Linked DNA regions of Mus musculus: all the other regions are linked to region 4. The links are chromatin loops, found by intact Hi-C in ENCODE. Cell type or tissue: heart. All regions are shown on one strand. Each heading gives the region's core, and the rest is flanking DNA. Links, peaks and the distances in the headings are about the cores only.

What was found. Peaks named below come from ENCODE experiments on the same cell type or tissue, not always from the same donor. Only the 100,000 strongest peaks of a DNase experiment are listed, where the experiment ranks them.
Region 1: it touches region 4 in a loop (7-fold over the local background); 14 of 42 quality-filtered maps call a loop at or near these places.
Region 2: it touches region 4 in a loop (1.8-fold over the local background); 6 of 42 quality-filtered maps call a loop at or near these places.
Region 3: a loop joins it to region 4, with 5 times the contacts of the local background. A loop is called at or near these places in 27 of 42 quality-filtered maps.
Region 5: a loop joins it to region 4, with 2.4 times the contacts of the local background. A loop is called at or near these places in 4 of 42 quality-filtered maps.
Region 6: it touches region 4 in a loop (5-fold over the local background); 40 of 42 quality-filtered maps call a loop at or near these places.
Region 7: a loop joins it to region 4, with 5 times the contacts of the local background. A loop is called at or near these places in 37 of 42 quality-filtered maps.

What each region holds. Positions count from the first base shown.
Region 1 is chr7:142,494,363-142,498,698 of GRCm38, reverse strand. It overlaps Lsp1 (lymphocyte specific 1), which reads right to left. Exons shown (of 11, transcript NM_001136071.2): 11 at 3,831-4,336. All of the region lies in intron 1 of Prr33 (proline rich 33), which reads left to right. Among named protein-coding and RNA genes, the nearest start is that of Tnnt3, 2.3 kb to the left of the region's middle. In heart, for the core only: CTCF peaks have their summits at 692 (motif pointing right) and 1,622; DNase peaks (open chromatin) are centred at 678, 1,738 and 2,408; H3K27ac peaks cover 2,803 bases.
Region 2 is chr7:142,385,254-142,389,589 of GRCm38, reverse strand. It overlaps Ctsd (cathepsin D), which reads left to right and starts at 1,763. Exons shown (of 9, transcript NM_009983.3): 1 at 1,763-1,853; 2 at 3,972-4,131. The coding sequence starts at 1,786. In heart, for the core only: a CTCF peak has its summit at 1,786; DNase peaks (open chromatin) are centred at 629, 1,589, 2,749 and 3,569; H3K4me3 peaks cover 2,691 bases; H3K27ac peaks cover 3,251 bases.
Region 3 is chr7:142,579,647-142,583,982 of GRCm38, reverse strand. No RefSeq gene overlaps it. Among named protein-coding and RNA genes, the nearest start is that of H19, 3.7 kb to the right of the region's middle. In heart, for the core only: CTCF peaks have their summits at 1,949, 2,150, 3,174 and 3,661; a DNase peak (open chromatin) is centred at 3,229; H3K4me3 peaks cover 1,502 bases; H3K27ac peaks cover 1,436 bases.
Region 4 is chr7:142,332,151-142,336,486 of GRCm38, reverse strand. It overlaps a transcript of Ifitm10 not described here. Among named protein-coding and RNA genes, the nearest start is that of Krtap5-4, 31 kb to the right of the region's middle. In heart, for the core only: a CTCF peak has its summit at 2,065 (motif pointing left); a DNase peak (open chromatin) is centred at 2,036; H3K27ac peaks cover 3,543 bases.
Region 5 is chr7:142,524,025-142,528,360 of GRCm38, reverse strand. No RefSeq gene overlaps it. Among named protein-coding and RNA genes, the nearest start is that of Mrpl23, 6.8 kb to the left of the region's middle. In heart, for the core only: no CTCF peak of the experiment used is centred there; a DNase peak (open chromatin) is centred at 2,710; H3K27ac peaks cover 4,000 bases.
Region 6 is chr7:142,433,279-142,437,614 of GRCm38, reverse strand. It overlaps Syt8 (synaptotagmin VIII), which reads right to left and starts at 781. Exons shown (of 9, transcript NM_001285861.1): 1 at 676-781. The coding sequence starts at 682. In heart, for the core only: a CTCF peak has its summit at 1,843 (motif pointing right); DNase peaks (open chromatin) are centred at 1,834 and 3,864; H3K27ac peaks cover 3,832 bases.
Region 7 is chr7:142,673,707-142,678,042 of GRCm38, reverse strand. No RefSeq gene overlaps it. Among named protein-coding and RNA genes, the nearest start is that of Ins2, 3.9 kb to the left of the region's middle. In heart, for the core only: a CTCF peak has its summit at 2,159 (motif pointing right); no DNase peak of the experiment used is centred there; H3K27ac peaks cover 931 bases.

The DNA of each region.
Region 1 (4,336 bases), core at 110-4,109, 160 kb before region 4:
AGGAGGCCCAAGGAGGCAAGGATGGAGGAGACATGCCTGGAGGAGGAGGCAAGGTCCCTAACTGTTCCAGAAAGGTGTCAGCTGCTATTTTTACCTACCCTCCCCCCTCAGCAATGGGCACATGCTTGATGGGCTGAGGGAGAGAGGAGGAAAGGATTGGGTCTAGACCAAGGCTGTTCTTGAGTCAGGCTGTTGGGGGAAGGGTCATCAGAGCCTGGGTTTTGGGTTCTTTGGTCCCCTGTTCCTCTGCCCGAGGTGGCTTGTAGGAGCAGGTACTTTGTTCAAGATCGGTGTCTAACTCTATATGGCACCTCCTGCAACTCTGCCCTGCTTCTCCAGCATAGAGACAGCTCAAGATACCCACCAAATGAAGAGCCCTGGGTCCCTAGCCCATGTCACACACAGCCCCTTCTTCGAGGCCAGGCCTATTTTTCAAGTGGACATCACTGGAACACGTCTCATGAAATGATCACCTAATAGGAGAAATGATCACCTAAACCTTGCCTCTGGTTGTCCATCTTCCTCAGTAACTGGGGAGGGCTGAGCAATGCTTGGGCCTGTTATTGGTCTGGGGGCTCCATACTAAGTAGTGGACCTGGAGGTCATATCTCTGTCCAGGGATGTGGGCCCTGCTGAGCAGACCTGGCCATGAGCAGACCTCGCCATGTGCCTGGCCTTTTTTTCCTCAAGACTCCAGGGGGCACCATCCAACCATGGACACTCTTCTGGGCCTTATGTGCCTGGTCAGCCTCTAGGGAAACTGAAGCACCAAGTAGCAAGAGACCAACCTGGCATTTGCCATTCACTCTCTTAACCCTCCCAGACCCCATGGCTTGTCGTGTGTGGCTGGTGGGGTCTGTGGATCTGTTCAGTTCAGGGAAAAAGCCAATGTGGAGTGTAAAGTAATGGTAGGTGAGCCCTAGGGGACACAGACAGGGCTCTGGTCCTTTTGCATCCTGAGATTAGAGACATCAGGATGACCAGTAGGAGGCCCACAGTATGCCAATCTCCACCAAATCTTAAGAGTTTCTGGAAGGTTTGGATTGACCCACCATCCACCTCCTATGTGTTAGAGATGGGGCCATAGAATGCCAGAGACACAAGATCCAGCTTGTGATCAGAAGGAGAGTGGAGCCAGTCTTCTAGCCTGCTGGCTCATAGAACAGAGCTTCTCTCCTGCTCTCCTCTGCTCCAAGCACCTGCCCCTTAGAGGCCCCTGGAGTTGTTGGGCCAGCTCAACCTTCCTGGACAGAACCTATGTGTCCCTCTATACCTCCATCTATACCATTAGATAGATAGGGTTCAGTGAGCTCTAAATATTGTGGATGCCCAGCTCAATCTGGCCTTGAGGGTCATGTAGAGTTTATGAAGTCCCACACTAGTGCCAAAGGGACTCTAATTCTCTTCTGTGGTGAGGTCAGCCTCCCTTCTCATCTGGCTCTACTGAGACCAACCAAGCACACCACTCAGCTGAAGAACACGGAGAGCAGACATGGGGGATTTTATCCAGTCTATTGTTGTTGAACCCCTGAATCCAGAAGCTCTTGCCTGAGAGCAATGAGGGTCCTTAGAGGTCTATAGATGGCTATGCTACCATCTCTGTAGTGGCTCCTCATGGCCAGCAGGGGAGGGTGGCTACCCACTTCAGAAGCCTTTGGCATACGCTTTCAGTGAGGTCAGAGAGACCAGGCAGGTCTTATTTTGAGTAACAGTCACCTCCTCCTCAGGGGATCAGGCCCAAGGTACAGCGGGACAGCATAGAGTGGGCACTGCTGGACCAGGTGCTGCCGTCCACCAAAGACTCGAGCAGGTAACACGTGCAAGGTAATACACAAAAGGTCCTACTTGGCCTGGCTGGGGCTTGGTGGGGAAAAGACAGGAGAAAAGGCTCCCTGGGAATCTGAGAGAGAACTGGAGCCCCTGGTGGTGGTGGTGGTGGGGCAACGAATTCCGTTGGATGGGACTTGGAGACTGTCCCTGTTCTATCCAAGAGACTGAGAGGCAGTGGCTTCCCTGAATAGTTGTGAGAGATCCCTCAAAGTCGGTGAACATCCATCTGACTTTGACTGGGCTTGGAGGACAGAGGAGGCTGAGAAGAGCCTGCCCTTCAAGTGTCTTTACTTCTATGGCCTATACAGGTGACTCCCAGAATAGTGGGGTTTTCAGAGGCTACTCAATCTGGGTGCTGAGCAGACAGGGAATGGAAGAGCCCCTGGACCCTGAGCCTCACCCAGCGCCCCTACTTGACCCACTGTGGCTGGCTCTGCCAAGCCCAGGATAGGATTGGCTGACATGGCACTTGGGACTCAGCCACTGTGATCTGGGCAGCAGCTGTCCCCATGCATGACAGTGCCTCCTGGTTCGAAAAACACTCTGATTGGCTGTAAAGGTATTAGAGCAATTCCCGAATCCTGAAGTGAAGTGGGTCTTTAAGTAGGGCTTGGAGGAAGCAGCAGCAGCTATTGGGCCTTTCAGGAGGCTGGCAGGAAGATGGAAGGGCAGTATCCTGGTGTCCCTGGCAGGGTAGGCAGTGTTACAGCAGAAGGTAGACTCCACATCTGAGGCCCAAGTAAGATTTAGTGAGTTGTACTCTGAAGGCACACCTTGCACTCTCCTCTTGAGGCCAAAGAGAGAGGCTGGGCAAGTCACAGGAGCAATAATACTCTGCTCTGTCACTTGGGATGCCCATTTTGGTCTATGCTAGAGTCTAGTTCCTCATCCTGTGATGGACCTTGAAGCAGCTTCTATCTGCTGCTCTTGGTCACCACCTCATTTGAGTAGGAAGGGCAGGGAGTGTCCTTTGTCCAGAGAGAAGCTCCTGGTTGAACAGAGTATGGTTCTATCATGGTGACCAGGAGGGATAAGGCCATCTACCCATCTGCATCAGCAACTGTATCTGCTGAGCTATGTGTTCCTACCAGTGGGGTTTGAAGCTTCTAAAAAGTCAAGATTCTGAGTGTCTAGGTGTATGTCACAGCCAAGGTTAGACCACTGAAGCTGTCAAGAAGCTCCAGATTCTAGAGATACCAGGTTTTAGAGTCAAGCCTAAGGGTAGGCCTGGCAAAGGGAGGGTGCCCCTGAGAAGGACATCCCACTGCCCGCTGCCATTCATCCACTTGTTCAGCCCTTATATGCTTGCTCATCCTCACACATGAGCTCTCACATCCACTATTCTCCTTCCATTCTTCTCTCATTTTACCATCCATCTACTCATATACTCATCTATTGGTCCATCCATCTATCCACCCATCTTTCCCATCACCCTATCCACTTACCCATCATCTATTCACCTATCCACCTGCCACTGTTTACCACCCATTATCAATTCACTTCTCCATCTATCCATCCATCCATCTCCCCATCCACCCATCCAGCTACTCCTCTGTCAACCCATCAATTATCTGCCCTTCCATCTACATGCTCACCCACTCATCAATATATCTATCCATTTATTCATCTCTCCATCAATTCATTTCCCCACCCATGAACCCACCCATTCATCCATCTGTGTATCCTAACACCCACCTGTCTATCCATCTGTCATCCATCACTCATGCATCTACCCACCCATCCACCTAATAACTCATCAATCATTCATCTTTCCACTTTTCCATCTGTTCTCACCTATCTACTTACCTACCTGCTCATCCATCCATCCACCCATCTATCCATCCATTAGCTACAATCCACCTAATTGCCTATTCATCCAACAATCCTTCCATCCATCTATTCATCATCACACTTCCAGAGAATAGTCTCTGGGTACGAAGATAGGAAATACCTGGTGGCAGCACTTGTCCTTAGTGAACACTACCAGGAACAGACTAAAGTGCCCTTGTTCAGGTTTATTTTGGTCCAAGTAAGGAAGGGTCATCAAAGTGTCATGTTCTGGAAGAGGAGTAGGCCACATCCATTATTAATACCCCAGCTTGGGTCACCTCATACCTCAGATCCTGGAACATAACACACTGCAAGGCCAAAAGACAAGACAGAGTGGTTGCCCACAGAGCTGATCAAGTCTCAAGTGGCCAACAGATATGGCCCTTTCTGTTTTGATCACCGTGTTCCCTGTTAGTGAGCACAGGAGATCCAAATGCATAGGGGACACTCAATGCACTTTATTACACAAAATGAGGGATCCGTAAACAGGGCAGGACCCAAGAGTCCTGAGCATTCAGCATGGGGACAGTGTCCCCTTGGATCTGGTTGGGATGCTTGCCTTCTCTCCTTCATCCTTCCTTGGGAGCTCTTGGCTCCCCTAGGGACTGGTCCCTTTAGCTGATGGTGAGAAGCAGAGTTGGAGGGTTGGTCAAAGGATGAGAGGGAAGAGAAGATG
Region 2 (4,336 bases), core at 152-4,151, 53 kb before region 4:
AGCCTGGTGCAAGAGGCCTGAGACAGGCAGAGAGGGAGAGTATAATCTAGTATGGTGGGAGAACTCAGGAATTCTAGACACTATGGCCCATCCCTGAGGTCTGTCAGGTGAGGGGATCAGAAAGCACACACCTGAGCTTTCATCCCTGAGCTTTCCAGGTCCAGTGGGGTAGCAGCTACAGGACTGGGTGCATCTAGGTATTCACTCACACAGACTATATGGGGAAACCCAGGGACAGAGGCAGCTAGAATTCTTTGCAGAAAATGGACTGCAGAGAGCCCCTGGAGGTCCCCATCAGTCTCTTACCCTGTGGCTTATATGAGCCACACATGAGCACAGCTGACCGCTATGTCCTGCCTCCAGTCATGCCGACACACATCTAATGGATGTCTCTATTGGCACCTGAGCACCCTGCAACACTATTTATGGCAGGGCTGGGAGAGCCAGCATGGTGCCCCAGAGGACCTTTCCCATTGCCCACCCATGGTCCAGCAATCATCTCTAGATAGCAACTCTAGGAAGCAAATGGCAACTCCAGGGCCAGACCCTGTCTCTTGGGCTACCAAAGAATAGTCTTAGATTCAAAGGAGTAGAGGGTCAGATTCCAAGATCTTAGGGCAGCTCTCGCCCTCACACCCAAGCTTTAAGCAATGTGTGGAGTGCTGACTGTGGAGGCAGGATCCAGGCTGTGGTGACCCACGTGTAGCTATTAACACTGACCCTGAGTGGAGAGCCTTGGCAGAGGTCAAGTGCCCAACTTGATGTAACTTGATGGGAATTGTAGCTTTGAACCTGGGGAACCAGAACAGCTCATGTGTCCATGTGTAGAGTGGACTTAGAGGCATCCACCTCCTCAATACAGGTAGAACATGTCCAAAAGCGCTCCCGGGATCAGACCCTGGCAAGGCTCCTCTGCGTTCCTGTCCTTGTATGGACACCACCTCTCAGAGAGGACATTCCCCTTAAATGCCTTTCTGGGCTCAGCTCTCCATGATGGAGAGCTGGACTCTGCCTCTCTCAAACAGCACCCAATTCATTTGCTGACACCAAGCAGGGCATTAAAGAGTGAAGTAGTTAAGACCCAAGTGGCGATTGCAACCCTGGTCTCATCTCACTGTACACCCTACCCCTTGTATCAATAGATGCATAGTCCAGGACTAGGCCTGCAATCAACATTGCTACATTATGGAATGTGCATGTTAGGTGTTCCAGCTTAAATAAAAAGGGTGTTGCTCTGGGGAGATGAGTAGGTAGTGGAGCTTTGAAGAGGGTGAAGTTTGCTGGTCCAAGAGTCCAGAGAGGCTCCAGGGAAATTCTCAAGGAGGAACAGAGCTGAAAGAGAAAAGGCTTAGGTTTAAGCTGGCATCCAGGAGAGGGTCAGGGCCCAATCAGACAAAGACCACATCCTGGTAGTGGGCACCCCAATTATGCAAAAAAGACAGATTAAGGGAGGGGCGGAGCTGAGGGCAGGATCCGCCCCTCTGGATGCTTCCGGGCCTGCCTGGTCTTCCTTCCCCCACGTGACCTGTATCCAGTCATTCTCCGGTCCCAGGAAAGTGGGCGGGCGCGTTCCCGAGAGCCGTGCGTAGGCCTGGAGTAGGGCACGCCTGCGCCCGGGCAGTGTTGGAGGCGGGTTCGGGTCGCCCCGCCCCTCGCCCGCGTCTCACGTGACCCGTTGAGGGCCAAACAAGCGGGTCAGCTGACTCCGCGGGACTGCGGCGTCATCCTGCCTATAAGCCGGCGACCTCTGGCTTTAAGCTTTGCTCTCTTCGGGCCGCCGCGACCATGAAGACTCCCGGCGTCTTGCTGCTCATTCTCGGCCTCCTGGCTTCGTCCTCCTTCGCGATTATCAGGTGAGGACCCGCTCTGGGTCCGGAGATGCGGGGCTCGTCACCTGGAGTGCCGCGTGCTCCGGCCGTGCTGGAATGCACCTGTGCACCCAGCGCAGCCTTCCTCAGGGTCCCACAGACTATGGGGCGAGACACTCAAAAGGCAGGGGTCTCCTGGGCCCCTCTCCACTCCTATGACTCCTATGGTCGAACAGGAGGGTACAGTAGGGTGGCCACAAGTGGGTCTGACTCCAACCTCGCCTCTGTGTGTGTGTGTGTGTGTGTGTGTGTGTGTGTGTGTGTGTGTGTAGCGGGGCGGCCGCTTCTGAGGAGAAGTGCTGCCCCATGGATAGGATTCTGTTGAACCCAGCTGTGGAAGTTGGAAAACCTAGTAGGCCCTTGCCCCCCTGAACTTCCTCAGGCCTTTCCTTTTAAGGGACCCTGTTTGACAGCTGTGCACTGGTGCATAGCCCTAGAAGTTTACTCAAAGATGATCCCCCCTGTCCTGGGTGGTGAATCTCTCCTCCTCCCTCCTGAGTTGCACAAGTCCCAGAGAGAGAAGGTATGGAGTGGCCCAGTTCAAATACCTTGGAGCTGAGGTCTACCCCACTGGGGACCAGGCCCTTCTCAGGCCCGTGGACTTGGCCTTTGTGCTAGATGAGGTCTTGGTGGTAGCCCGTGTGTTTTCCCACTCTGTGAGTCCCTGGTCGTGGCAGGTGGCTGAGGCCGTAGGCTGCGGGAGTAGAGCTGGCTCTGCCGGCTGGGCACCAGGGTTGGGTGGGAAGGAGCCCAGTCTGTAGGCTGCAAGCTGTGGGTGGGTAGCCTCAGTGGAGCCATTGTAGGGAGTGGCCTAGGCTTGATCCTGCCCTGGGCTTGCCTGCCCTGCCCTCAGGCTTCTCTTCTCTGGGAAGAGGTGTTGTGGACTCCAGGATCCCTGAGACTAGGCACCAGAAACAAAGCCACACTCTTAGGCTTGTTGGCATGTTTCCTGACCTTTGCAGGGTGTGTGCCTCCCCTAAGCCCCAGGCCAGAAGCCTGCCTCTTCCAGCCCACTACTCTTAGGCAAGACTCCTATGTCTCTCAGAGCATGCACTGTGCATGCCAGGAAAGGTCAGCTGTGACCTTGGCTACAAATCCCTGGGCAGAGAAGTTTCAACAAGTGATTACAGATCAGCTCTCCTTGGGAACAGGAGCAAACTGGGGGTGGGGGGTGGGGTGGTGGTGGAGAGGTGACCTGGAGGGCAGGGCAGGGACCCCTCTCCCTCTGCTATCTAATGGTGGCGTCCCCTATTTAGTTGTCTGCATCAGGGCTGCAGGGAGCATATAAGGGCCTTGAGTCTGTGGTGGTAGGGCATGTAGGTTTCTTGGGTGAGAGTTGCCAGATTGTGTGCAGGGATGGCTAGGGAGAGCATGAGGAGTTGGTGTTGAAGCCTCTTGGATGGTTAGGGGAAGAACCTCCAGGGACTGTCCAGGATGATAATGTCACTGCAGGCCTGGTAGGGGTGGTTGGTGGGGCTCCTTTTTGTAGAGTCCACGTGGGAACCGATGTGGCTAGGGGCCAGGTTCAGTGGATCAACCAGAGTCCCATGGTGCACCTTGCTTTGGATGCACCTGTTCCTCCTCCTCCTCCACCTCCTCCTGATGTAGGATTGGGTTCACCAGGGCACCAGGTACAAGTGCCTGGCCACACCCTAAACAGAACCCACTAGCCAGTAACCCAGGTAGGCAGACAGAGCAAGAGCTGGCCCAGTATGTGCTGTTTGTTTCACTCTAGGGTGACTGAGAACCACCTGACTGGGGTGTGGTTGGTGAGGGAAAGGGGTGGGCACACTAGCCTATCCTTGGACATGAGGAGCGAGCTTCTGTGACTGAACCTGAGGTGTCTGTGGTAGTGATAGGATGTCCTTAGCTGATTCAGTGGGTCAGTGGGCCAGTGGGCCTATGGCTTTGGGGCAGGAGTTTGTGACATGTTGTGGCCATTTTGAGATATTTAATTTGCTAGAGGCACCTAGGTGCATGCCTGGCTGGCAGTCATTCTGTACTAGAGGGCTGCCCTGGCCCAGCCTGGGGTATTTTGGGGTGGGAGGTTGGAGGACACAGCAGTCAAAGCTGGGTGCTAATACCTCTGTCCCATCTTGACAGAATCCCTCTGCGCAAGTTCACATCTATCCGTCGGACTATGACGGAGGTGGGCGGCTCTGTGGAAGACCTGATCCTCAAAGGCCCCATCACCAAGTACTCCATGCAGTCATCGCCTAAGACCACGGAGCCAGTGTCAGAGTTACTCAAAAACTACCTGGATGTGAGTGCAGTTGTATTTTGGGGTCTTGCTTTGAGGGGTGAGTGTGGGAGGAGCTAGCTCCCTGGGCTAAGTAGCCAGTTCTTCATGGAAGCCCACCCACAATACACCATTCCTTGCTTAACAGCCCCTCATTCTTGCCATCCTAGAATCCTTGCTTCTCTGAAATGCTCAGACTAAAGGATGGGTTAGGGTGGCATTGCTTGGT
Region 3 (4,336 bases), core at 172-4,171, 250 kb before region 4:
CCAGGTGTTATCTCTATTCTTGCATTCTATCCAGGAGACACCCCTGTGCCCTTATCCATTCAAGATGACAACTCTGTTTTGTTGTCCTGTGGAATCCATGTGCCTATGTTTCATTCAGGAAACACCTCTGTGTACGTCCATTGGGACTCCTATGCCCATGCCCCATACAAATGACACCTTTGTACCCATGTCCCGTCCAAAAGATTCCTCTGTGTCTGTGTTCCATCTATGTGTCTATATGTCCCATCTATGTGTCCTATCTATGTGTCCCATCTATGTGTCTAGAAGGTCTAGAAGGTATCTCTTCTGTATATAGAAAGATCTCTATACCCATGTCCTTCCTGGGTAATACCTCTGAGCCTGCATCTTATTGAAGTGATATTCTGTGTCCATGTCCTATATAAGTAACACTCTTATACCTATGTTCTCTCCAGATTACAGACACCACTGGGCCCATGTTATATCCAGGTGGCACATCAGTGCCCATGTCCTGTTCAGGTAATACTCCTGTGTCCATATCCCATCTGTGTGACACTCCTGTGTCCATGCCCCACCTGTGTGACACTCCTGTGTCCATATCCCCTATGTGTGACACTCCTGTGTCCATGTCCCATCTATGTGACACTTCTGGGTGCATATCCCATCTATGTGACACTCCCATGTCCATGTCCCAGCTATGTCACTCTTTTGTGGTGTTGTTTTGTTTTGTTTTTTGAGACAGGGTTTCTCTGTGTAGCCTTGGCTGTCCTGGAACTCACTTTATAGACCAGGCTGGCCTCGAACTCAGAAATCTGCCTGCCTCTGCCTCCCAAGTGCTGGGACCAGCTATGTCACTCTTATGTACCAACTTATCTAAGTCAATATCATATTGTCATGTTAGCATCATCTACAAGCTTTTGTCCAGATACTAGGTGGCACCACCATGCTCACAGTGGTATAAAAGACACATTGTGTGGTTAGTTCTATATGGGGATGGTGTCCAGAAGGGGACAACGGGAGCTGGTTCCCAACTGAGAGGGCCATAGTGTGAGTTTAGGACATAAGTCTTGGCCATGAACTCAGAAGAGACTGAGGCTCCCCTGGATGTTTCACTTCCACTCTCTCTATGCTCATTCTTTAGGAACGTTACTAAGAAGGAATCTGAGAAAGCAGAGCTCTTTCTCCACCACTTGTCTAAGTTCCACAGCCAACAACAGGGCTCAGACTAGGCTCTCACTGGATACTAGCCCCCATTAGAGTACCATGCTTCAGTTAGGTTCTGTTTGCCCACCAGCTGCTAGCCATCACCTAGTCCTCAATGTCACGTACTATTACAATGGCCAAAACAGACTAGACTTGACCCCAAGAGCCCCCCTCCCCGCCAAAGCTTACTGCCCTCATTGTACTTTCTGCCCTGGCAGTCCCCAGATTGACAAAGGCATGCCTAACTTGTTTCTGGAAGAAGAGATCTAGCTCTATCCCATCGAAATGCAAATGAACCACTAGGAGTTTAGCCTGACCAAGGAAGCTTTCCTGCTCACTGTCCATTCAATGCAGTCAAAAGTGCTGTGACTATACAGGAGGAACATAGCAGTGCTGTGACCATACAGGAGGAACATAGCAGAGGCTAAAGGGCCATGGTGCCATGTAAGTGTGTTCTGTGCAGCAACTGATGACCAGACAGTACTGAGTCTGCCTGGAGCCTGAGTTAAAACCGAGAAAATAGCCATTGCCTACAGTTCCCGAATCACCACAAGGAAAGAAAAAGGTTGGTGAGAAAATAGAGATTCTATTTTCATGTCCGGGGGATGAGCGTGCAGGGCACTTACACCCAGGACTCAAAGGAACATGCTACATTCACACGAGCATCCAGGAGGCATAAGAATTCTGCAAGGAGACCATGCCCTATTCTTGGACGTCTGCTGAATCAGTTGTGGGGTTTATACGCGGGAGTTGCCGCGTGGTGGCAGCAAAATCGATTGCGCCAAACCTAAAGAGCCCCCCCACCCCTGGTATTGGAATTCACAAATGGCAATGCTGTGGGTCACCCAAGTTCAGTACCTCAGGGGGGTCACAAATGCCACTAGGGGGGCAGGACACATGCATTTTCTAGGCTGGTACCTCGTGGACTCGGACTCCCAAATCAACAAGGTCGGCTTACTCTCTGCAAAGAATCCTTTGTGTGTAAAGACCAGGGTTGCCGCACGGCGGCAGTGAAGTCTCGTACATCGCAGTCCTAAAACGGATTGCAACTGATTGAGTTTTCTCCCCTATCACCATCTATGATCCCATAGTCATGGGCTTCATGAGGCCAGGGGTTCATGCTAGTCCTTGATAAAACGTTCTCAAGAGCTATCTCAGGTATCTGACTTATAGGGTTCTGGGGCCATCAGCGCTATTGTGTGAAAATTGAAGTATAGCTACTATGTGTGGTGATCATGGAATGTATTGCAGTACCATAATGCAGACCCCACTAAGCATGGTCCTCAAATTCTGCACATCTATGAGGACACCTGACCTCCCTACCCAAAGAATCACTTAAGGAACCGCCAACAAGAAAGTCTGGTGATTTGCGCTTTCGTATTCTAATTGGGGCGTTCAGATGCTAATGATCTCCGGCTCAGGGCTGCAAACAATTCTGAAACTGCATTCTCTCTCAATGGGGCTCAGCTGCCAGCTTGGCAGCTGAGGAATCCTACATCAAGCCTTGGGTGTCAGCCCAAAATCAATTGAAGAGGTGGTAGGACCCCTGGCTGGTTTGTGGCAGATAATCGTACTTATGGCAAAGTTGGGGTTCACCTGTTTTGCACTGTCCCGGAGAGCCTTGTTAAAAGCAGAAGGCAGGACACCTATGCCCTTCCGGAATGGTCTCCTTTGGTCTCAGACCCCATAAACCAGTGCATGTGGTTCGATGCCAGAAAGCACAAAAGCCGTTGTGAGTGGAAAGACCAAATTGCTGCGCTGGTGACTGTCATCTTAAACATTATGTTCCAGAGACAGCCAAAGTTAAGGTTTGCCCATGACAATGTCCAAGGGCCAAAGTTCGGGTTCGCCCACAGCAATGTCCGAAGCCGCTATGCCTCAGTGGTCGATATGGTTTATAAGAGGTTGGAACACTTGTGTTTCTGGAGGGGGTCCCTTTGGTCACTGAACCCCAAAACCAGCCAGTGTGGCTCACTATAGGAAGGCATAGAAGCTGTTATGTGCAACAAGGGAACGGATGCTACCGCGCGGTGGCAGCATACTCCTATATATCGTGGCCCAAATGCTGCCAACTTGGGGGGAGCGATTCATTCCCAGCAATATCCCAGGGTCACCCAAATAGGGATTCATAGGGGTGGTAAGATGTGTGCACCTCTGGAATGGTTCCCTTACACACTGAACCAGAGAACTTGACTCATTCCCTACACAGCCCGAGATCGTCAGTGGCTGGTAAGACCGAAGTTGCCGAGCAGCGACCAGTGCAGTCCCACATACTTTATCATAGAGGTGACCAAAATTGCGGTTCACCTATGGCAAACTCATGGGTCACTCAGGCATAGCATTCAATGATTCATAAGGGTCATGGGGTGGTACAACACACATTTCTTGGGTAGCTCCTTCAGTCTTGCGCCCTTCACGATCGATCGGTTCACTCTCCACGCTGTGCAGATTTGGCTATAGCTAAATGGACAGACGATGCCGCGTGGTGGCAGTACAATACTACATATTGCTCGGCAGACGCGGCATAGGTTGGGGTCCGCTGTGACAAAGCTTTGAGTACCCCAGGTTCAACAAAGGGATCAGGCATTTGTGCACTTACGGAATGGTCCCCTTCTGCCTTGGGACTCCTCAAGCTAGCCAGATCTGTTCAATCCAAACTCAATACAGAATCGGTTATAGGCGGGAGACATAGAAACTGCCGCGTGCGTGCGTCCACCGAAACCCCATAGCCATAAAAGCAGAGGCTGGGGTTCAACCATTGCAATGTCCCAGGTAACCTAGGAACTGTAGCAAGAAGTTGCAAAGCTGAGATTAGAGACTAGGAGAAGTCAGGGATCCGCTTAGTTTGAAGTGAAGCAGGAGGGTGGGTAGCAAGAGGGAGCATAGCGGGTGTGGCATGGTGGGGTTGTATAGCGTGGGTTATAGCGAGGGGGTATAATGGGGAGGTATAGTGGAAGTATAGTGGGAGGTATAGTAGGGGTATAGCGGGGGATATAGAGGGAGTTATAGTGGGGGTATAGCGGGGGCATAGCGGGGGCATAATGGGGGACATAGTGGGGGGCATGGCAGGAGGGGCATAGTGGGGGTATAATGGGGGTGTAGTGGGGCGGTATAGTGTGGGTATAGTGGGGGACATAGCGGGGGTATAGTGGGG
Region 4 (4,336 bases), core at 262-4,261:
TTTGCAGCATTAGGTCAATGCAATAAAGCCACATACAGCAAGGATAGTGTCTTAAGGGTCCTGGAGGGCAGCACAGGGGTCAGCACTACAAGCCCCAGCATCCAGTCAGTCTGTCTGTCTTGATAATCATCCTCATTTTTGTGAGTTCTGCTCAGACTGGAAACAGACAAGTCCACTTTATCCCTCAGCTGCAGCAGGTAAAGGCTGTAAAGTGAGTTGTATGGGTCAACAGGAGCCCAGCCTTACAGATCTCCATCCTACCTGGGGGTGGGGGAGAGAGGACCAGAGAACAGAACCTAGGACACAGGAAAGGGACCGGCCAGAAGCTTAGCCTGGCTCCTGGACTCTGGCTCCTATACTCCTGGCTATTTGATTTGAAGGTGAAGTGTAGGGCCTTTGATCTCTGATGTTAATAGAGTAGTGGCCACAAAGGTTCCCGGGAGCTCACTGGCCAGCCAGACTAGAGGTATCATGTGCTCCTGAGTCAATGAGAGACTACATCTCCAAAACAATAAGGCAGGTGGGGTTGATAAAGACACTGACCTCTGGATTCCACACATGTGCAAGCACACATGAACACACAGATATGATCAGGAATCTGCTACTGCCACCATACAGTTCTGTAGGATAGAGGCCAGAATCAAGTGCCACAGGGTCATGTTTTGGTAAAAGACTATCCTGTCTGCCTATTCCAGCTTCTGGCAACTGCTAGGTATACTGTCATGTTCATGTGTTCTCAGTCTTGGTGACCCTCCTCACACGGTCCTGTCCTCTATATCTCCCATAGGCCAGGACTCAGGATCAGCTCAGGTCTCAGAAAAAGGGCAAGACTCAAAATCAGGGCACCACTGGGGATCAGAACAGGCCTGGAGGTCAGGGCAAGAGTTAGGATTAGGGCAGGACTCGGGATTAGCATATCCCTGGGGATCAGAGAGGATATCAATACCGGGGTACGAATCAGAATTTCTCAGATCCTGTGGTGTTCTGGTTGGATGGATGGAGGACTCCTGAAGCTTAAGAACTTGGGTCCTGCAGAACTGGCTGACTCAGGTTTATTCAGGGCACCTTATGGTCACGGATGGCACTGCCTGGTTGGCTGGCAAACATGGAGACTCGTGGAAGCAGGCACAGCACAGACCACCTGGCAGGGAGCCACTGGGACCAGCTTGGCTGGCTGGCAGGCAAGCACAGTAACTAGAGCATCGAGAGCCACAACGGTGGAGGGCTTGTCCCCATCCTGTGCACAGGACAGCGGCCATTCCAGAAGAGAAGCACCATATGGTCAGCCCGGTAAACACTAGAAAGAGCCAAAGTACATGGGTGCCTATATATGTAGAATTTCATCAGGGTCAAGGGGACCCTGTCGGTGTGTCCGTAGGCTCCTGCAGTAGCCAGAGCACAGGCATGGATAGACATACACTAAAAACCTAGTGGTGGTGTTGATATGGACTCAGGACCTCGCCTGCATCTGAGGATCCTGGAGCAAAATGGAAGCTTATCTTCTAGGAGGGGCTCAGACAGGAAGCTGGGTGCTCCACCCAGGGTGTCTGTGTGCTCTCGACGAGGAGCAGCATTCTACCCCAGGAGCATCTCAGCCCCTCAGATGGAAGACACACATTGCTCTGCATTCATGGAGAAGGCCACGGTGACCATCCTACCCACCTCTTTCTACAGTGGAGTCTACGGGTGGGCCAGCGTCTAGTCTCTTATAGAACCAGCACCCTTCTCCCCAACTACCGGCTTTCAGCAATCACAGAAGGTCTATGGCACTTTATCTTGTCTACTTTTTAAAGCCAGTTTGATGGGGAGGAGAGCTTTGGAAATCAGAGGTCATGATGATCAAATTGCCAGCTCTCTGTGAGAGGCCAATTTGTCCTCTCCCTGTCATCTTGGGTTCCTGAAGCTGGGTCTCCATCATCTGCTGCCTCCTCTTTCCTAGGCATAGTCTGGCCCTCCTGTGAGTCTGCAGAAGCTGCTTCTGGAAGAGCTCAACAAAGAACCTGTTTAGACAAGAGCACTTTGAGTAGTGCATGAGCGCCCCCTGGTGGCTGTGTGCTCCGAGCCTGTGGTCTGGACAGGACAGAATCTGGCTTTGAAGGCACTGAGGCAGGGACCACCGGTCCAGCAGTGAGAGTTCAGAACCCAGCAGTGGGTGCCTGAAGGGTGCTGCTTGTTTAGGCTGGTCTGTGGAGGTCTTCACTGGCCCATTTGTAAGCCTGATTGCTAGGTGCTCTGGTCTCCTATTCTTTCCCCCATGACCTATGCCCTAAAGAGTCCCTGAGGTAATTCACGTAATTCAGGCCCTGCAGGGAGAGGCTGACAGGGAAACAGGGCAGAGGCTCAGGTATCAACATGGACTTCTGGGAAGGCAACAGCTTCTTCTTGGAGTATTGCCAACTGTTCTGGGCCCCTCAGTGATCTTGCTGGACCCTGTCCTGCCCCCTGTATACTCCACTTAAATCCACAAGGAAACCATTCTGCCTACCCCCTATTCCTTCTGCAACATCTTGCTCCTTGTGGTCCCTCTGTCACTGACAAGTCCCTGTGTCCATGATGGACACCACCTGTCATCCCAGCTTTGCTCAAGCTTTCTCCCTTTCCTCTACTTTATCCAGCTGGGACAGATGTGACATGCAGGTGACAGAGACAGAACTGCTGGCCTGCAAACGGGAAATACTGAGGCTGAAAGGGCTTCACCCAATGGCAGAAAGGACAACTTGTGGAAGGCCTTTCCCAGCCAAAACCTCTGCTCCCACTCCTATTCTGAAGGGTGACAGCAAAGGTGAAAAGGAGAGACATAGTTAGCCATCTTTGTTTAGGGTCCCCACTGAAGGACATGAATTCATGTGAGGATTGAGGGTTCATCTTCTGATGTGGAGAGAGGACGCAGGAGCCCCTGAGGCAGTCTCACCAGTGGAATGGAGGACCCTGGACTGATGAGGAAGCAGGAGGAAAGAAGCGTTGTCCTCCAGTGGGGGAAGACTGGGGTGGGTCATCAGGTCATCACAGAGTTGCTGAGAACAGGAAGCTCTGAATGTATCTGGCCCTCAGCTCCTGTGGCCAGCGGCTAGACAGCATTCAAGCAAGTCATAGACCCTGTGGCTATGCTCAGTCTCTGCTTCTAGAATATTCCAGAGAGCTCGGGTTCCTACTGAGTCCCCTGGCCCTGTTGAGGACATGAGAATGAAACAAAACTTGGTCCTTCTTTGGGGCCTGTGCCCACCATGGCCTGTGTCCCATGTCTTGGGTTGTCCATATCTCCACAGCCCACTCACCCGAATTGCCCACTCTGAGGCCTGGCCAGGAACTTTGGGTCCCCATGAGGGGCCATATGGTTCTGGAAGACTCTCAGGATGCCTCTGACCCTCCCAAAGGGGCCCAGGGAGACCTGCAAAATGTCACAGAAAAATGAAAGGCAAGGAGAGGGAGAGACAGCTGCGGCCTCCTGTAAACAGCCTGATTTCCCAATGCGAACCAGATTGTGGCCTGGGACCTCAGGTAAACATGTGCGTCAGCAGCCCCAGCCCCCCACCGCCCAGGAGGCCCAGGGTCTGCAAGGCCCAACTCTGGGATGCATCACCGTCACCGCCCAGACGGTTCCTAATTAGGCAAAATTAGGCCTCGCATTCCTCCAAAATCCCCAAGATCTCTGCAATTTCAGGTCTTCCCCAAAGGAAAACACTGAGTAATTAAACAGCGTGAGCAAGAATGGTATAGAATGTTCTCTGGCTGAGGAAGCAGCTCTGCTTTCCCACCCACCTTGGCTGGACAGAGGATCTGCTGCTGGGAAGTGGATTAACCATGGCCTTGTTCTCAGGGCCTGGGTGGCCGTGGGCCTGGGGGAAGGGGGCAGCCAGCCCTGGGCCTGGATCTCTGCTAGTGGGGGTGTGGGGGGTGGGGTGGGGCAGTTAGGCTCCTGTGGCCTGTGCCTTATGTGTTGTATATGTTGATGGGAGTCTGGAGGAGTGAAGGTGTAGTGGGTAGAGGTATGTGTGCGTGTGTGATATGTAACTGTAGGTGTATGTTGGGTGTGGGGTAGGGGTGTGGGGTATATGTGTGATATGTGTATGTGTGTGTGATGTGTGTGTGTCTGTGATGTGTGTGTGTCTTTCTGTATGTATGTATATATGTATGTATGTATGTATTTATAGAGGTATGTGTGTGTGATGTGTGTTGGGAGTGTGTGAGGGTGGGTGGAGTGTGAGGCGTGTCTGTGATGTGGGTCTGTCTGTGTGTGAGTGTGTGATGTGTATGTGTGTACTGTGCATATGTGTGTGAGTGTGTGTGTGTGTGTATGTGTGTGAGTGTGTATTTGTGTCTGTAGGTATGTGTGGGT
Region 5 (4,336 bases), core at 261-4,260, 190 kb before region 4:
TGAAGTTGGAAAGTACTCTCTCCTCTATTCTTTTAAGAAATGTATATAACGACTATTATCTCTTCTTTAAATATTTGGTAGTATCTTCTAGAGAAGCCACGTGGCCTGATGGTTTTAGGCTTGAGCTCTTTTCTGTCAGCCAGGATTTCTCTCTCCCTCCCAAGCCCACCCCAATCACATTGGCCAGAGGTTGATCGGTTGTACTGATCCTCTAAGAACCAGGTTTGGGGTTTCTCGATTTTTCCCACCCCCAGCTTCCACGTCCCTGCTGGATCATTTCCCTCCTCCAGCTTCCTTTGGACTGTTTTTCTTTTTCTGCATTCTGAGATGTGAGAGCTGAGATCCTTGGGTCAAGCCCTTTCTCAGTTTCCCACACAGGCCTTCAGCAACAAGCGTTTCCCCCGAGTGCCTGCTGAGTGAGTGGCATTTCTTAGCCCTCAGCGCTGGGGTTCATTTTCCTCCTGTTCAGAGCACTCCCCAATTTCCTTGTTGAGTTTTTTTTTTCTTGTTTAAAAGTATGTTATTGAGTTTCCAAATACTTGGGGATTTTCCAAGGATCTTTCTGTTATTGATTTATAATTTAATTCCATTATGGTCAAAGCGCATACTTTATAGGGCTTGAATCCTTCTCAACCTATTAAGGCTGATGTAAAGGCCCAGAACTCCGCCCGGCCGGTGTGGGTATTTCCTACACACTGGGACGAGCATGCCTGAAAGGGGTGGGTGACCTGTCGGTGTCAAGCAAACTGAGGTGGCTGTGTAGACAGGTCCACCTTAGGTGTGCTGACTCCCTGCTCACGTGTGCTGTTGATTACTGGGAGACAGTCACTACAGGGTTAGACAGCCAGTCCTTGTGTCTCACCCGTCCCTCTCTGAAACAAAGCCTTTCTATGTAATCCAAGTTGGCCTCACACTCTCAATCCTCCTGCCTCAGCCTCTCCAGTGCTGATAGTCGTGGCACCCTGGGCACATTGCAGCCTGACACAGCTGGACATTCCTTTCTTCTCCCTTTCAGGTCTCTGAAAATTTGTTATTTCTTTGGAACCATTTGTGTCTACATTTAAAACATGGAGGGGACAGGGGTCTTTTGTTTGTTTGTTTTTTCTTATTCAACTTAACAAGTTCAATTCCCCCCCCCCACTATTTCCTTGCCAGTATGAAACAGATTCAGATCTATTAAAATTCGTTTTTGTTTTCTTCTAAATTTATTTCTTTTTATTGCATTTGTGTGAGCGTGTGTCTGTCTTTATGTCTTCTCACCCAGTGACTACAATGTCCCTAGAAGCCAGAAGAAGGCATTCTCCTGGGACTGGAATTACAGATGATTGTGAGATGCTAGGTGGCTTCTGAGGATCAAATGGAGGTCCTCTGAAAAAGCAGCAAGTGCTTTTAACCGCAGAGTCAGTCTCTAAAAAGGCATTTTTAATAATGACTTTAAGCATAGGGTTAGGTAAAGAAAAAAGAAGAGCGGAAGACACAGCCAGGAGCATGAGCATGGACCGTCCTAAGACACAGTAACTGCTTTATCTGTCACATGTAGTCCAAGGTTCAGAGCAGAGCACCACAATACAACAAATACAGCACCCCAATATGCGGTACTGGGATTGACCCCAGGACTTCATGCACACTAGACAAGTACTGAATGGTTGAAGCCATATTCCCCAGCTCCAGTTTGCAGCCTACAGCTTACCTGGGATGTTTAGACGAATCCCATAGTTTTGTTTTGCTAGAGATGGAAGTCAGGACCCCATGCATGCTAAGCACATGTTCTGTCTGAGTGACCCTGCCTCCTGTGTGGTCAGGACCGTGTTCAGCCCACACACTTTATAGCTGCTTGTTTTGTCCCATGGTCCCCCTACCCAACTGGCTGCCCCACTCCCTGCTCCACAGCACGTTGATTTGAACTTTTGTGTTCATCTCTTTGTGACATTTTTTTTTCCCTCCATGGCCTTACAGCTGTGCCTCCTGCAGTCTGTCTCAGTGAGTATCTTGGGGTTTCATTCAGCTTCCTCCCATTTGCTTTGGCCTGGTGACCCCCACCCCGTGTGCTACCTTTCTTGCTTTGTTTCTGCTTGATGGGTTTTATGGGACCCCGGACATCCTGAGTTTTGCCTCAGCAAGTGCCCAATATCTTCACATTTCTATAAATATTTTTGAGCTTTGTAGTTGATAGACTGCATGCCCAACACACACGAAGCCTGGGTTTGATCTCTAGCAGTGTAGAAACTGAGTAGGCAGGCTGTAACCCTATCTCAAAACACACACACACAGAGGCAGGGAGGAGGGGGGCGCAGAGCGGGGGAGTTGGATCTTTCAGGTCTTGTTTTTATGATTTCTCACAGGCAGGTCTAGAAGAATGTTCAGCTCAAGGCCAAAGGTCCTCAAGACTTGGGCAAGGTTTCCCAGACCCAAGACCTGTGAGCCTGCAGCCCTCTGCCCTGGCTGGTGGGAACAGCCACCATTCCTGGGCATGGGAATCTGCAGCACACAGAGGTCTGTTTCCCAGGCTTGTGTTGGCCCCAACCATGCTTGCTGGGCCCCAGGTTCTCCCACTGTGCAGCACTGCCCTGCCCCCTCGGAGTCTGTTTCTTGAACTACAGTTACCTCAGTTCCTCAGACCCTCAGCTCAGCTCTTTCACTCGAGTATCTTGGGGCTCCACCTTGTTCCCTTCCTGCCTGAGGCCTGGGAATTCTCTCAGGGAAGAGAGCTGGGCAGTGAGAGGCCCCCTAGACGTTTCCGTTGCGCAGGGGTCATTGTCTTTGCCAGCTGATGTGCGGCGCCCTAGACACCGTTGTTCCATGGCTTTGTGTCTGTTTTGTTTTGTTCTGTTCTGTTGTTGGCTGCTGCAGGCAGGCGGGTAAATCCGGTCTCTATTACTCCATTTTAGCCAGGAGTGGAAATATGCCTTTTCATTTTGGTAGACAATGTTTTGATATACAGAAAATGTAAAGTTTCCCAGCATGTGGGCAGTGGAGGCAGGAGATTAGAAGTTCAGAATCATGTTGAGCAACACAGTGAGTTTAAGGCCAGCCTGGGCTACACAGTGAGTTCAAGGCCAGCCTGGAATACATGAGACCCTATTTCAAAAACATAAATTAACTTTCAAGAGGAGGAATCTACTAACCTATTTATCTTCCACAATTCTGTTTGCCGGTGTTGTTTTGTTCTGTTTTTTTAAGCTGGAAAAATGTTTCTCAGCATGAAAACAGATAAAAACAGATTTTTTTCCCCTGTACTTCCGAATTATCAATTTAATTTTAAATGCTATTTTATTTATTCTTTGAACATTTCATATGTGCATCCAATGTCTCTCGACCACACCCACCCTGATTTTATTCTTAACAATTTTCTTCTGCTGAACTTTCTAACTCCCTCCCTGCCCTAGGAATGGAATGGGAACAAAAATCCCAGTCTCCCTTTTTCCTTCCCAGTTCATATTTTATTTTCTCATCCTTTTCTGTTAAACATACCCCCTTCTCCACGGGGCTGTGCACCCCTGCAAATTCTCTTGTGTTCACTGTTTAATGCTGATAAACACTGTGCGAAAGGGATGAATGCTACAGTCAGGAGAGCAGAGGGCACAGAAGGCATGGCCAGCGTGTCCCTGCTGAGCTTGTCACTTGGTAGCCGGGTGGTCTGGGGGCTCTGTGGAGACTGGCTTGAACATCTTTGTGCTGTTCTTGGGCCCCAAATGATGGTAGGGTCCACTTCCTTGGCTACGAGGGTCACAGGAGACAAAAACCAAGGATGCTTTGTGCAGTCTCAGTAGGTAGGGAACATACCTTATGAAACTGGACTCTGCTTCCTTCGCTACAGCTTCCTGTTTTTGTCGGTATTGAATTTTAGAATTGTCACTCCACCGAAGGCTGTCTTACCCCTGGCTTTTATCCTCAAGAACCAACCCCCTATTACAATGTTGGTTGATTCTAAACACTGGAGCCCCAACCTGTCATCCCAGCAGGTTAGTTCTGGCTAAATAATGAGTCCAAGGCCAGCTAAGACTGCAGGAGACCCTGTCCCAACAAAGAGGCAATCAAATAGAAAATATTTTTGTTTAAAAAACTCTGGTAAACTATACAGTATGCACTAATTTGGGCGGTGGGGGGGGGGGGAGGTTTCTTAAGAGTCAAGCTTTGTGTGCAAAAAGCATAATCTCTTTTTCTGTTTTTATCTTTTCAAGTTTCATTTTAACATGTTTTAGTTGTTTGAAATTTTCTTTCTGGAGACCAGGACAGTTCTCAAGAGGATCATGTCTAAAGACTTTTATGTCTTTGATTGCGGCTGTTGTTTTTATGATATTTTTTTAATGGAATTTTTTTCACTTTTCTGTATCTC
Region 6 (4,336 bases), core at 105-4,104, 100 kb before region 4:
AGGGCACAGGGCCACCAGCAGGTGGGCATGCGCTCCAGCAAGTCTAGGCTGAAGGAGCTTTGCTGGCATGGGCACCAGGCCAGTATTGCCTGAGGTTGAGGGCGAGGTAGGGGCAGGCAGGGGCAGGGCATAGCTGGGAGAGCCTGAGCATTCCTCCATGCTGAATCAATGCCCGCCCAGACTTGTCTACCTGCCTGCTTGGCCACCCTTGGCATGGGAGTGGAAAGGAGGAGGCCATGAAGCTGCTTTGGCCTCTGTATCCTACCTGCCTGGGGCCTGAAACACCTGGCAGGCTGGCTTCTCCCCCACCCCACCCCCACCCCGTGAGCAGAAAGGGTGGGGTTCTCAGCTGGGGACTGGGAGCCACTGACTCGCTGAACTCAGGACCTCCCCCCTCCCCCACAGCTTCCCTAGATGGCAACTGCTGGCCAGAACTCAGTTTCTTAAACTTGAGTCTAATGCCACTGTGCCACAAGAGCCTGCCAGCCCTCCTGCTGTATCTAAGCCCAGACTGCACACAAGTTACTAGACCAGCCCACTCCTCCAGGGGTGACTAATAGACCCTCTTGCTCTTGTGCCCTCAGCCTGGAGTCCCCAACATGATTCCAAAGGGTAGCTCCTCCTGCAATATCAGTGGTTCACTAACTGGCAGCCACAGCTCACAGAGCTCAGAACCTTGCATCTCTCAGTGATTCGGGGCAGCTGCAGATCAGGAAGGGACCAGTCTCTGCCTTCTCCGTCTCCCTTTAGAGGTCCTCCTGCACACATGGAACCATGATGTTTTCAAGGGTGGCCTGAGGCTGGTGCTCTGAAGTTGGCATGGCCCTGGAGCAGAGGTGCAGAGGGTTTTTAACAAGAAGCCATAATGACTATGGAGAGTGGTCTGGTGGGCACCTGGAAGGACCACAGTGCTAGGCTGAATATCCTCTTCACCTCTTGAAATTCCTCAGTTTTTAGCACAAGTACCATATTTTAAATCATCCCCAGGCCCTGTGTATTATACAGCTAGTCCCTAACTCGGTTTCAGACTCATCTGTAATTTGGTGATGAAGTAGGAGCTTGGTGAGTCCCCTGAGGATGGAGAGAGGTGATCTGCTGGCCTCAACAGCCTGCCTGTCCACTAATATCACTCTTGTCTGGCCTTCTGAAGGACTCTGCTAGGCAGGAGTCCATAGGTGGTGGTCAGAGCACCCCCAGTGGCTCTGAAGTTGGCATGGCTCTGGAGCTGAGGTGCAGAAGGTTTTTACAAGAGGCCACAATGCCTATAAAGAATCTGCTTGGAGCTGGAGCTGAGATGTTGTTCCTCAAGGGCCCCTAGCACAAGAGGGCTAAGGTCAGGCTCAAACAAATCCGGCCTCCACATGGGGCTCAAAATGTTTTACCATTTGGAAATGGTGGAGCTGGTATGAATGTTGGGATTAAAGTAACATTGATCTCTCTCTGACTCTGTCTCTGTCTCTGTCTCTGTCTCTGTCTCTCTGTCTCTCTGTCTCTCTGTCTCTCTCTCTCTCTCTCTCTGTGTGTGTGTGTGTGTGTGTGTGTGTGTGTGTGTGTGTTCTTCTTGTCTAAAGCCCTCCCTCCCTTATCCTAAGAACAAGTGGTAGGGAACAGAGGATCTAGAAGTTGTGACTTCTAACTGTATGTCACTCAGGAGGGCATCCTGAGTAGCATGGTGGTAACACATGCCTACAGGAGGCTTCAGGCTGTTTGGAAGCTGTCTCCGGAAGATTCTGAGGCCTCAGAAACACCAGCTCCTGGTACTAGGGAGAGTTTCAAGGCCTGGAGACATGGAGGCCCCTTAGGACTCCCAGGTTCCAATGGTGGTAAAGGTGCAAGTAAAAAGACAGCCACTAGGAGGAGCCGTTCTTCCCGCTGGTCCCCACCTACCAGTAGCACTCAGTTTGCTACTTTAGAGAAAGTGTGAGCAGCCTGAGCTAGACAGACAGAAAAGAGGAGTCATAATTCTCTAGTCCCACCTTATCTTCCTGCTCTTGCAGCCTGTCTTCTGTGACTGCTGCGGAAGACCCTCTCAAAGGACTAGCACTGTTTGACCTAGGAAAAGGAGGTGGGAGTCCCTGCTCCATCTCCAAGCTGTGAACACCCAGTTCTGTAATCCCTTCCAGGCAGGATGTCTGACTCACAGTTGGGTCTGAGGCCTGCACCCATGGCCCCAGCCTCTCTCAATCCACGCATTCTCCAAGGCTTGTGTGAGCCCTTACCTTCTCCAGGTATCTCTTTCGAGTCCCTCACAATGAACCAGACTTGTACTGGATGTCACCCAGTGATCCCTTTAAGATGTGAGCCACTCAGTACAATGCTAAGCCTCTCCTCCAAATTTTCTGTCAGCCCAGGGTCAGGTACTCATTTCTGGGTTAGACTTGCTGCCAACCTCACCTACCTACCCTCAGCCTAACCAGACCTTGTGCTATTTCAAAGGTAGCAGGTTTCTGAGTTCTTTCCCCCCCCCCCCCAGAAAAGCAAGACACCCGCCAAGACAAGCATAGAGGTGATCCCTTCCTCACCTGATACCTACTGCTTCCTGTGACGGGTGGACTCAGGCCTGCTTGCTCAGACCCTAGTCACTGGGAGGCTGGTTGTCCACTCTCAGGCAGCACCTGATGCCCACAGCAGAGCCCGTGGTGCCTGTTGCTAGTGATCAAATGAATCTTGTGGGGAAGAAGGGGTGTGGAGGCAGGGCTTTGGGGAGCCCCACCTAATGACCGGAACTGCTGGCCCTCATAAACCAGGAAACTCCCTTGAGAGCGAAGGTCTCCCCTCTCTGAGGTCCTGGAGCAGGTATCTGGACTCTATGCTATCTTGAGGTGTTCCTCAAGGCTGGAGGTTACTCCAAGCCACACCAAACTTTGCACAAAAGGGGGTGATAGGCCCGCTGGGCTGACCTCTGTGCAGGCTCACACACCCAGAAGTCCTGAGTCACAACCTGCTTAGTTGAAGAATGTGCCCCCTGGCAATGCAGGCCTAGGGAACTCAGCACAAAGAGGGTGGAACCCTGTAAGGGAGCTGCCTAGCACTGTGGCGGACTATCCTGGGGCCATGAGGGCCTGACTGACTTCGCTGCCACCCTCAGAGAATGTTCTGGAGCCCATCCGGACCTATTCCCTTGAGTTTTTAGCTTCCCAATGAGCAAGTCCTCTTCCTGGTGTCCGAGGTTAGATCATTGGCAATAATCTGTTCAGTTAGTTTGGCTCCAACCAGTGTTGTAGCCTGGGCTCCTCATTGTGCTCTGACCAGTTGGTCCGGTCTGACCACTCTTCAGCCCTTATCTGTGCCTGACAGTCAGACATTGGAATGTGTAATGGTTAACGTCTCTGGGCTGATGAGACAGACCTTGTTGAGGAAACTTCTGCTGTAGAATGCTCTGGGACTACCTCATGTGGGACATGGGCATCCATGCTTTTCATAAGTGTCTCTGGGCACGTGGGCAGAGACGTGAGATGGATCTATCCTCTGGTATGATTCAGGTTCTGTAACAGAGACTTAGAAATAAGATCAGAGGGGCCAGTGGTGTGCCTGTAGAGATATCAAGACACCCTGGTAGCAAGCACCTGTACTTTGGGACCCAGCAGACCCCTGTGCAGCAGAGCTTCAGGCCCCCCAAGTAGCTCCCACAACCTGGCTGTGTAGGGGCTTTGTGCCTCTCCAGAATGAGGGCGCCTCCGTGGCGAGACGGCGTCTGAGGTTCTGAGGCAGGAAGGGGAAAACCAAACAGAGCTGGCAGCCCACGGCCAGGCCCGCGGCCCCCAGACGGCGGCTTGGCAGCCAGAAGCCCCGTGGAGACCCTGGCGGGGCTCCTGGACCCGGATGCTTCCTTTGAGGATGCCTGGGGAATGTTTGAGGTCAGAACACACGGCAGACGCTGGCGAGAGAGCCCGGAGCCTCTGGCAGGGAAGCAAGAGACGTGCTGGGATGGGACACGTGTTCCCTGTCTGTACTGACCCTGCTGTGGGCCCTATCCTCCTAGGCAACCCCTTTTACCTGGGGTCTGGGACAGCAAAAGCTGGGTGCTCAACTTGTCCCAGACCTTTGTACATAGCTTGTGTGTCCGATCAGGTTATCTATGACTTTTGCACTGAGAGAGAATGCACCCCTAACATCCAAGCATCAGAACAAACCTGAACCCCATTATCTAGATACTTTGGGAAGCTGAACCCCAACTTCAAATATCTGGGGAGCCTGTACCTCATTACTTGAACATCTGGTAAGGCTGCATCCATTTACTCACACATTGGAGAATGCACACTGATCTACCACCACCTAGTAACCCAAAGAACACAATCCCCATCTCTTAACCACCCAGGAAGGCTACACCCCATTG
Region 7 (4,336 bases), core at 218-4,217, 340 kb before region 4:
TCTCAGACTATCCAAGTGACTCTTAGTGCTCAGAAGAAGACAGGCATCCCACATGGGTAGGATGACGTACTGAAGGGATCCCATAAGCCCTGGGCATGAGCCAGAACTCCACTTCTCAAAAATGACCAGTTGTGAGTTCTAAGCAAGGTGGCCATGAGGAAGACCTAGGGTTGGGGCCTCCTACCACTTCTCAGCCCCTCCTTCCAGCTAGATAGGTTCCTTGAACCTAACTGCTTGGTAGTCCCCTAGAAATATTCTCAGTTCTAAAGAAAAGCCACAAAACAGCTAGATCTTTGGGAAATCTCAACAGAGTGCCTCTCTTTCACACTCTGAGCCCAGTTGGGTGCCACCTGTCCGGCAGATGAGAGCTTAGGGGCCTAGGGTGATCCTGGTTGCCACAAGGGCTGGCCAACCTGCCTGCCACCCAAGCCAAACCCATCTGTTCCTCAAAGCTCCACCCAGAACCAGGGTGGCAAGTCTCTGAACTAGACATAGGCCTCCTTGCTGGTACTTGTTGGCTGGGAAGCCTCCTCCAGCAGTGCTAAGAACCCTTCCTGGTCACCCCCTCTCTGTGACAATACCACAGCCCCACCTAGAGAAATGTCACAAGGCCATAGCCAGCCATCCCCCTGAAAAAGGAAGGCCAGAAATGAACATAATGGATGAGTGGATGGATAGACACTGGACCCAAAAGAAGAAAGAAGGAGGAGCCTGGGGTCATTCTATGGAACTCCCCAGGGTCTTGGGTAGGGTAGCAGATAGGGTACCCTACTGTTCAAGTGCCACAAACTTTCTGGAGGGCATATGAGTCACGGGTAAAGGGAACAAAAATCTTTGGGTCCTTGGGCCTTGTGGGGCGAGTCAAGCTTTTCAGGAAATGTGGTGGACTAGTGCTATGGGGTTCTAGAAACAGAAATATGGTCCAGATATCCAGATTCCTATCTATGGCTTCACTCCTGCAGCCTTTGACTCCGACCTCAAGGGAGAGGCAGGTTGCCCCAGAACCAACCTGTGCAGGCTGAGGCACATGCCCCATGCCTTCCTGAGGCATTCTGAAACTCTAGTTTAGAGCTCTACTTCCTACTGGCCTTGAGGAGAGGAAGCAGAATACTAGAGATGGACATGTGCTGTCTCTCAATCCCTCCAAGAGTGGACAAGAAGAAGCCACTCAAACTGAACCAGTGCCCAGGGAGCAGAGGTCAAACCGGATTCAGTCTTTGATCAGCATCACCCTGGGTGCTAACCCCAGACATCCCAGCAGAGGACTTCAGATGTTCCTTTAAGCCCTAGGTCACCCCATGTAGGTCAGTCCTTGACCTGGCTCAGGCACTCCTGCTGACCTTGCTGAGGCCCTTCAGCGCAGCCCTGCAGCACAGGAGCTCCCCTTGTCCATGGGGTCTGCAGTGATAACCATGTTTACCCAGCTAGCTGTGTTGTTGCTTTGGTATTTGAGATTTAGCTGTGTCTTATGGGGACCTCATTGCCTCTGCCTACCATCTGGAAGGCCAGGGTATTACTAAGGATAGCCAATATACCTCTTGCCTGGATTGATGAAGCAGTTCAGCTCCATATATATGGGATGGAGAGACTCATACTAATACTACACATGGGGAGATTGAGGCCTGGAGCCAGGGAAGCCACTCTTCTGCTATGCTCAGTGCTATGCTACTCACAGTATAGATTACCCAACACCTAATATGGTCTTCCAATGTAGCTGCCTAGAGGTTGGCTCCCCTAGATTACATTGTCTCCGGGTCCAAATGAGCTGACACCTCAGCCTAGCCCCAGGGACCTTATTTGCTTTCTTACATTATCAATAAATATTTACTGTACTCATGTTCTCTCAGGCTGAACAGGCCCTGAGTGATATGAGAGGTAGGGTCAGGGATGCTGAGGTCCATTTTTTACCCTTTGAGATCCTTATACCCAGCAAGGTTCTGAACCAAGGAGTAGGAACCAGATAGCTCTTAAGTCAACCCACCCAGAAAAGTTGTCACTAGGCAGCCTCAAGCACTAGTTGGTGGCTTTCTAGCCTAGATGTGAATGATGGAGACCCCTGAGGAGCCTTCCCACAAACTCAGATTGGGTGTCCCTCCGTGCAGATAACTACTGTTTTGGAGTAGACATTTGAAATCTAGATACCATAGCCAGAAATGGTTAGTCATGGAAGCGTCCAGCAGAGGTCACCAAAACCTTGCTTTTGAAGTACTACAACAAGTCTGAAGGGCTGGCTTATCATAGTAGATCCTTCTAGAGGCTGCATAGTGTCTCCCTTTGCTCCTCTGCAGTCACAGGAACAAAGAAGCTTCCCAAGACGCTGACTGCTCTAAATTGTGGAGAGTATGAGGTTTGGGAAGGAAAGACTGGATGTGCACCTTTGGGGTTTAGGTTTCCTAGATTCCCATGGAGGAGGAACAAATAAATATCCAGGTGTCTGCACCATTCCTAGAATGTCTCAGGTTAGAGTCATCTTCTACCTGTCTAGAATTACAGCTGCCTAGAGGAGAGTGTAGGAGGTAATCCATGCAACACCTCACACGATGGCTAAGCAAACAGGCCAGGGGAGCAGACTGTCTATTTCCAGCTGGGACCTTTGTGGTTCCCAGAGCCCTAGTGGACACAGAGACTGGGAGCCAGAAGATCCAGTAATCCCTTCCTTTGCTTGGAGTGTTCTTAGGCACACAGGCTGGAAGACAAAACTCTAGTTTTCACATGAAGTAGGGGCTACAGGGACCCCAGGGTGCAGGATGCTTCACGCAGAGTCCATCTGGGACAAGGTCAGCTCTTTCCCATGTCTACCTTCCGCTCAGCGCTGAGAAGGGAAGGTCATTTTTGAAAAGAATGTTGGGGGTGGTGTGGCCAGGGGTAGTCGAGCTGAAGAACAGTCTGGATGCCGTGTCTCTTTTCTCTTCCCCCCTCCAACTATTGTTTCTGGCTGGGCCACAGAACAGCAAGGCGGATTCCTTCGAAAGTGAAGCTGTGGAGGTGGCCCTGTGTGGTCCAGCCGTGCTGTGCTGGCGCCAAGTTACCCAGTGGCTTTGAGCCAGCCCCCTTGGAGTCACTGGCTCACTGCCTGGCTCCCAGGTATCCTGTCTCCCACCACCACCTTGGTACAAACACCTCACCTATAACACCCTTCTGCTGCAGGTAGTCAGAATCCCGTGCCTGATCTGCAGACCCCTGCGTCAGACCCTTGAATCTGGGCCTAGGCTGGGCCTAGGATTGCCAGCATGCCTCTCTCTCCAAGAAGGGCCTAGGCCTGGGATCCTCAGACTGAAAGTTGTCATGGTGATGCATCACCCACTCAGTGCTTCATCCATATGCTCAAAGTGAGTAGATCCAGTTATCTGACCTCTGGGCTAAGGTCACCGACTCTGGTTGGCTGTGCCAGCCAAGTCCCAAAGGCCATGTATGGCTCTCACCTGTAGACTAATGATGGATTCTTTACCAATTTGCCAACAACAGACGTATGTCTTAAAGCTGCCCAACCTAGAGGTCCACAGACTCTCATGTTTCCATGAGGCCTCATCCCTTGCAGTCCTGCGAAGCCTTTAGAATCCTGCTGCTAGTGATGAGCCACATTCCACCAGGACCTCCCTCTGGCTTTCCCAGTCCATCTGTGTTTGTGGACAACAGAGCAGAGTCCCTCAGCCCTGCCAGCTTGCGGCTGTTCATGCTGAGGCCCTGGCACTCCCCCTCTGCTCTTCAAAGGCTACCCTGGCTTAGAACTGAGTCCTGCTCCAGCTGGGTCTCCTCTCTCCTGTCCAATCCCTAAGACCCATGGTGACCTCGACTATGGATGACCTGGAAGACTCCTCCTAATTTCTATAGGCCCAGATCCTGAGCATGGGTCAGCAACACCTGGTGACCCAGCAGCAGACAGAATGAGCTGATGACCAGAGGTAAAATGAGGCACCCACATCTGTGCCCTGGCAAATGCTACCTGAGGATGAAGAACAGTATCAGTTGGCAGGACTAGGGAACTAGTAAAAGGTGAAGTGCTCCAACCTGGACCCAAATATTGAAAAGGAGATGGGAAGGGCTGGCTGAGTGGGAGAAAAGCTGACAGAGAACTAGTAAAGGAAGGATCCCCATATCCCAGCTCTAGCTACACAGTCAGACCTTAAAAGTGAGGAAGAAATGAGTGGAGTAGCTTCCTGAAGCAGTGTCTGTATTCTATAGTTTGTAGCCTGAGGCAAGTCCATATGGCTTCCTCATATGGCCAGGCACTGCTATGAGCCTTGATTGGACTAATACTGAGTACTTCGGGGCTGGTGAGATAGCTCAGTGGGTAAGAACACCCGACTGTTCTTCTGAAGGTCCAGAGTTCAAATCC